2 separate regions of the Homo sapiens genome follow, and region 1 is linked to region 2. The links are chromatin contacts, found by Hi-C or POLR2A ChIA-PET in ENCODE. All regions are on one chromosome and are shown on one strand. Each heading gives the region's core, a stretch centred on a gene start or an enhancer-like site at or near the end of the contact. The rest is flanking DNA. Distances are from core to core; before and after follow the strand shown.

Region 1 (3,521 bases), core at 89-2,588, 44 kb before region 2:
CATTCCCGGCGGATAGGAGAGGGAGATGCAAGTCAGTGTTTTGGAAGCTGCACTGGTGTATTTTTATTTCATTTTCCATGGCTTAGGTGCCAATGTATTTTTTTTTTTATTTTCAGGAAAAAAAGCTACCAAACTAATAAGATTGTTTTTCTAAAACTACACAAGGGCAGAGGGACGGCTTTCTTTTCTTCTGATCTACACATTGTACTCCATTTTTCAAGTTTTCGGCCAGTGGTAAATTTGTTTCACTCCCCAAATCACAGTAAATCCCCAGGTTTTCATGGTTTATTTTTACAGGTTTAACAACATCACTTACACCAGCCCCACCTTTGCCCTCACATGGTGGTCATGTCTGAGCCGCACTGATGTTGTTAAGATCACAGTTTCCCTTGCAGCAGTCCAAAACGCCATTTCAGGTTTTCAGAGCATTTCAGGTTTTCAGTGAGGTCCCAAGGAGGAAGGTGGAGGAAATAGGGGATGGGGAATATAGAGGGTAGGGATATGGTGGGGGAAGAGCATGAATTGTAATAGTCCAACAATACATCTTCCCTGAAAATGTGCTCTATTACACCAGTAATTTCTAATGAAAAACTTCATTCTTCACACACTGTGGTTAAGCATCATCAAATCAGTACTGAAAAGACCTTTGATCGTATTTGCAAGATGCACTAAAATGAACTTTCACTGACCAAGATTTCAAAGTTTGTAATTAATACTCTTGAAAAATCCCTGACTAATCTGTCAACTCTCAACGTCTTTAACCACACAGTTCAAAACCATGAGGTGGCGTACACAGCCCCTAAACTTTCCACATATTGTCATATGATTATTCAAGATAATTTTCCCTTTGGGTTTGCATTATGAAACTCAACCAACTTTGGTAATATATTCACCGGTGGGGGAAATACAATGATTTGAATGAGTGTAAAATAGAGTATGGGTTTTATCTATCTGGTGCCAAAAACAGAACGTAGGGCCAGAGGTAGGAATTAAATGAGGCAGATTTCAATATAAAGAAAATTTTAAAAAAATAAACTTGAAAAGGAACCCAATGGCTGGTGAAAAGGAGGGTTTCTTCACTCATAAGTGTTCAGGGAGTGTGCCCTCCAATGGCACCCTAGAGAAGAAAAATGAACTGGCTGTGAAGAGGAGTTGACTGCCAAGATTCTTTCTAAATCTAAAGTTCTGGAGCAGTTTAAAATACTCCTTCTAGCCTTCTCCATTTTTCCTAGACTGCAACAGAAACCTCAGAATGATTATTGTCTCAATGGACGGATCCGGCATCATTCCTGTTAGTTATTGTTTGACTCTTAGTTATTGTTTGACTCTGATTCCAGGTACCCACCCACCTCTGTTCCTGGCTGTCAAGATGATAATAATAATTACCATCCTTTCACTCACAAATGGTATGCTGGATTCCTACCCAGTGTTAGGTACAATTCTGGACTTTAGAGGTTTAATGGTACACACTACAGGAACAGGTCTCACATCGTGAAGCTGTTGAGGCGTTTTAAAAATTTTTAAAAATATATGATCTCTTTAATACAAAATAAACTTGAGAAGATAATATAGCATTGATTATTACACAGTTACAGTATTTTTATTACCAGGGGGTATTTTTATATGGGGCTAAGCAGTGTATTATTAAAGTTTAGTTTTGTTACCAAACATGCTTCCATACTATAAGCATAAAAATTGCACATAGTGTAGGGGTCCTCTGCCCTGCCAGTTTATGACCCATTTATGCTGGACAAAGTACTTCAAGCTTACCCATATCTTTACAAAGAAAATTCACCAGCTTTTGAAAAAGACAAATGAATAGGTATACTTTAAAAATAAAAAAGTATGAACAAGTTATAGGTTCTTGCAAAAACATTTTTTAAGGTCAAACCTAAACATGGGCACTATTGCTCTACAAGCAATAAGAATGTACAGTCCACTGGAAATAGCCAGTGAGTGGAATTTGAGAATATCTGCTTTAAAGAAAGCAGAAGCACTCAGCCCTCAAGGGATGACACTGTGTTTGACTATATTAATATGTATATTTGGGAGTGAGGGAAAAATTGTAACATCAGTTTGGCTTCCCACCTCCATCTAGTTGCAGTACTCAATTTATTTTTCTGCTCTTTTTGACTCTCCCTACAGTTTCCTTATTTCAGTTGGGAGAGTAGGATGGCCAAGGATGGGCAGTGACTAAGCTTTGCAGTCCTCTGAACAAACCATATTTTCCCAGCATGGCATGGTGTTAGTCCTATAATAGATGTTCAGGGTGGGAAGTGCCCAGTACACTTGGAGGGACACCCCAGCTATTCCTAGGACTCCATGCAGAAGGTTTTCCTGCCTCTTCCCATATGTCTCACCCCTGTTCTCAGCATAAGATGACCACATGCTGTTTTTTGTGAAAAATCCCTTACCCAAACTTGAAATGTCCCTTCATTAGCCCCTTTCGTCTGGCTACCTTGGTAGAGTCTTTTTCTCCATCCCTTTAATCTGGGCTGAGTTATGACTTGCTTTGCCAGTAGAATATGGGGAACATGTCACTGTGTGATTTCCAGAGTTTAGGCCTTAAGAAGCTTTGAATCCCCCATTATCACTCTCCTATAACCGTGAGAATACCTGCTGTGCAGAAGCCCAGTCTAGCCTGCTGGAGGACAAAAGGCCACGTAGAGATGGACCAAGGTGCCTTGGCCAACAGCCAGCACCCACTGCCAGATATGAGAGAGAGGCCATCTTGGACATCCTAGTCCTGTTGAACTCAGATGACTGCAGCCACAGGAGTGATCCCAGGTAAGACTAGCCAAAGAACTGTCCAGGCTGCCTGCCCACAGAATAAGTATCAGTCATTATCACCGGTTAATGCACAGAAATAGAAATTTTTAACCTGACTAAGCAAAACAACAAATAAACTTACTTGCTATAAGGAATCAATTCCACCTCCTTTCCAAAAAGAATCTCTATGCAGCCAACTCTTACTTTCTAAGGGATTGTTAGATATTGGTGAGCCATTAATGTAATTTCCTGTCCATTATTTTTCAGTTGACTTCATTTTAGGTTAACTAGATTTTGAGCTAGAAACTTTACAGGAAGGGGAACCTTAATTAATGAACAAACATCTTTTAATCTAAAAGATGTGATGAGGGAATAAGATTAAAGTGGTTGGTAAAATGAGGTTCTGTGCTACTTGTGGCTGTCATTTATCACCTTTGCTTCTGCTGTGACACATAACTGGCATTCTGGCAGGTGCCTCTGGCCACCTTTATTCCATGCTTGTCTCGTGCAACCCTAGTCCCCAATCAACAATTCATAGCTTGTTACTCCAGCCTTTGCCAAGGATCCATCTCTGCTGTGCAGTATCTATGCTTTCCACATTCCATCCCGGAGGGCCAGGCAGGTAAAGGCATGAAGTACAGAAGGGAGCTACTTAGCTGTCTTTGACTTAGTCTGCTCTATCTCCAGCATCTTTATAACAATGCTATGTGGCAACATATGGCACTTTACATATGTAACCAAGGTCTTCGGTG
Region 2 (3,521 bases), core at 451-2,950:
AGAAATATACACGTAGGTCAATGGGAACAAAATATAAAAATCCAGAAATAATTCTACACAAATATGTCCAAATATTTTTTCACAAAGATGCAAAAGGAATTGAATGAAGAAAGGATAGTATTTTCAACAGATATCACAATAGTCAATTTGATATCACAATAGTCAAAAGATAAGCATATCTTGACCTAAACTTCACATCTTACAGACAAATCAGGTCAAAATGAATTATAAATCTAAATGTAAAACAAAAAAACTCTTAAACTTTTAGAAAAATAATGAGATAAAACCTTCATGACTTGAGGTTTAACGAAGAGTTCTTAGGTTTGGCATCAAAAGCATAACTCATGAAAGAGAAAAATGGATAAATTGGATTTCATCAAAATAAAAAACTTTTCTCTGCAAAAGGCACTGATAAGGAAATGAAAATACATACTATACAATGGGAGAAGATATTTGCAAAAGTCACATATCCAAAAGAGAATTTGTATTTAGAATCTATAAATAACTCTCAAAGCTCAACAGTAGGAAAACAAATTATCCAATTAAAAATGGGAAAATGATTTTATCAGTTTCACTAAAGGGGATACATATGGCAAACAAGCACATCGAAAGATTTTCAACAGCATCAGCTACTGGGGAGATGCAAACTAAAACCACAGTAAGATGCCTCTATATATCTATTGGAATAGGAAAAATAAAAAATACACAATACTGAGTGTCAGCTAGGATGCTGAGTAACTGGATCTCTCATACATCAGGAACAAAAAGTTTCTTCTAAAGTTATATGCTTGCCATATAATCCAGTAAATTCATTCCTGGGTATTTAACCAAGAGCAGTGGTTCTCAGGTGTGGATGATATTTGCATTTGTCAGTGTCTGCAGACATTTTGATTGCCACAATTGGCAGAGTTCTACTGGCATCAGTAGGGGCCAGGGATAAACTAAACATTCTGCAATGCACATGGCAGTTCCCTCACAACAAAGTATCTGGCCCCAGATGTCAAGGTTGGCAGTGCCAATGTTGAGGTAAGAAACTTGGTCCTTGAGAAATGAAGATTTATGTTCACATAATAATCTGTACATGAATACTTATAGCAGCTCTACTCACAATTGTCAAAAACTGGACATAACCCAAATGTCCTTCAAAGGGTGAATGGAAAAACAAACTCTGCTAATCCACACAACGGACCAGTACTCAGCAATGAAAATGATTCACTGTTGATGAATGCAACCACTTGGCTGAATCTCAAAGACATCATGCGGAGTGAATGAAGTCCATATCAAAAGTTTACAGATTGTATGATTACATTTATATGGAATTTTGTCAAAAAGACAAAATTATAGTGATGAAGAATAATAGATCATTGGTTACCAGGGGCTGCTGGAAGAGAGAGAGAACAATTATGGAGCCATAGCATAAAGGATTATTTTAGGATGGTTAAATTATTCTGGTTACATATACATATATTTCGTGTGTCATCTTCTTATTTCTGGGCTCCCTCTTCTTTGCTATGGCAAATTCCAGGCTGAAACGGCTGCATTCTCTAAGTGTCTATGTACTGAAACCTTGTCCAAGGATCTCCCTGTTCTTTCATTGAAAGTTACTCCTTCCCTTCCTGAGTTCCCACAGCTGTTTGTTTTCCTGTCTGTTACACATTCTGCCTGTTGGTATAATTATTAGGCCATGTGACTTTCTCCCTGACCACAACACGATCACAAAGGCAGGAACTGTGGCTCATGTATCTTGGAGTTCCCCACAGGGCCTAGCCTGGCATCAGGGCTCAGTGTGCATTTGTGGAACTGAAAGCCTTGGTTCCCAGGAGCTCAAGCCCACTGGGACCAACAACAGAACGAAGGGAGTTTGCCTACAATTTATGACAAGCAGGCAGCCCATCTCCATGGCCTGAGCTGCATAATAAGCAGGAAGATGAAGCAAAAGGGTTGGCCCTCCAGTGTCAGAGAAGATGAACAAAGCTTATTAATGCATGGTAATACCAGCGTGATATCAGAACAGCTTCCCCCAGCAACAACCCAGTTCTCTCACTGTGATGAAGTGCTCTGCCTTCTGCCTCAGACTTTAGCCACTTGGGATCTGCATTATTGCCTTGTAAAATTGATGGGCAGTGGCACAATCTCCTAGTTTAAGGAATTTCTGTTAGCATTAGCAAAATGCAATGGCTTTGCAATTTCTAAGGGCATTCCTTGCAATAGGAAAGTGAATAAAAATTGGGCCAGACTGGAACAATGCCCATCTCTAATCCCTGTGGCTCCCCTGCTCAGTCTCCTCCATGTCATCAGCAGCAGGTGTGAGCTCAGGTCTCCCAAGGTGGGCAAGTCTTATTTATACTTAACCTGAATGGGGCAAGAGGGGGGATGTTCATCTTAGTGGGTCTTTTTCTTTGATCCCCTGAGGAGGTTATTCAAGATCAGAGTCTCTTTTCCTTCCAAACTGCTTGGAGATGTTTCCCAATTTTTAAAATCCAACCTGCTCAATAGTCTTGTGTCTTAAAAACTATGCTTCTTTAGAAAGGTGACAGGCAGTGGCAGCTGGATCTTTCTGGTAGCCAAGTGCTCTGGGGAGAGGAGGGTTGAGAATGAATCTGAGCTTTTCCTTCTAAGTCTTTGGATTTTGAGTAGCCCAAGATGGCTCTCTTCACCACCATGTTCTGAAGCAGGGGTGACTATTTCTCTTCCTGAGGTTGGGGAGCTGAGTATCACAGTTAGGCAACGGTGGGCCATGCGCTGGTGAAATGGATCAAACATACAGGCCACGAGGGAAAGCAGGAACAGGCCACAGACAGTCAGACCCAAGGCACATGCTATTTTCTGCCTTACTGAAAAGATGAAACATAGCTGTATCCTGGCCGCTTCAACTGGCGGGAAATGAAAAGTACAGAAAACCCATCTACAAGAAGTAAAATCAACAAGCACAAAGGGAGACAGAGGAAAGCTCTGGAGAAGGTAAGCAAAGACTTTTTTTTTTAACTTTTATTTTAGGATCGTGGGTACATGTGCAGGTTTGTAATATAGGTAAACTTGTGTCACAGGGGTTTGTTGTAAAGATTATTTCATCACCCAGGTACTAAGCTTAGTATCCAGTAGTTATTCTGTTCCTCTCCCTACTCCTAGCCTCCACTTTCAGGTAGGCTCCAGTGTCTGTTGTTCCTCTCTATGTGTCCATGTGTTCCTACTTATAAGTGAGAGCATGTGGTACTTGGTTTTCTGTTCTGGTATTTGCATTAGTTTGTTAAGGATAATGGTCTCCAGCTCCATCCATGTTCCCGTAAAAGACACGAGCTCATTCTTTTTTGTGGCTGTACAGTATACCATGGTGTATATGGACCACATTTTCTTTATCCAGTCTACCATTGATGGGCATCTACGTTGGTTGATTCCATGTCCTTGCTATTGTGAATAGCGCTGCAATAAACATTTACGTGCATGTGCCTTTATGGTAGAATGATTTATATTCCTCTGGGTATATACCTAGTAATGGGTTTGCTGGGTCGAAGAGTAGTTCT

The links. Hi-C counts contacts between places; a loop is a spot of excess contacts on that map. ChIA-PET counts read pairs that join two places held with the same protein, here RNA polymerase II (POLR2A). Pooled maps may share reads with other maps.
Region 1: a loop to region 2 is called in a pooled map, with 6 times the contacts of the local background. The contact joins the promoter of ACOXL-AS1 here to the enhancer-like site in region 2. A Hi-C loop is called at or near these places in 2 of 168 maps with a recorded cell type or tissue (PC-3 and endothelial cell of umbilical vein), 6 of 37 single-sample maps with no recorded cell type and 6 of 50 pooled maps. POLR2A ChIA-PET finds 5 or more read pairs at or near these places in 6 of 52 experiments (MCF 10A, OCI-LY7, PC-3 and 3 more).

The regions. Positions count from the first base shown.
Region 1 is chr2:111,113,405-111,116,925 of GRCh38, reverse strand. It overlaps ACOXL-AS1 (ACOXL antisense RNA 1), which reads left to right and starts at 1,338. Exons shown (of 4, transcript NR_122074.1): 1 at 1,338-1,406; 2 at 2,628-2,787. All of the region lies in intron 17 of ACOXL (acyl-CoA oxidase like), which reads right to left.
Region 2 is chr2:111,070,115-111,073,635 of GRCh38, reverse strand. All of the region lies in intron 16 of ACOXL (acyl-CoA oxidase like), which reads right to left. Among named protein-coding and RNA genes, the nearest start is that of ACOXL-AS1, 44 kb to the left of the region's middle. Within about 2 kb of position 1,700, at least 9 of the 41 ENCODE cell types and tissues checked have a DNase peak (open chromatin) inside an H3K27ac peak, as active enhancers do; they include OCI-LY7, PC-3 and endothelial cell of umbilical vein, where a contact is called at or near this core.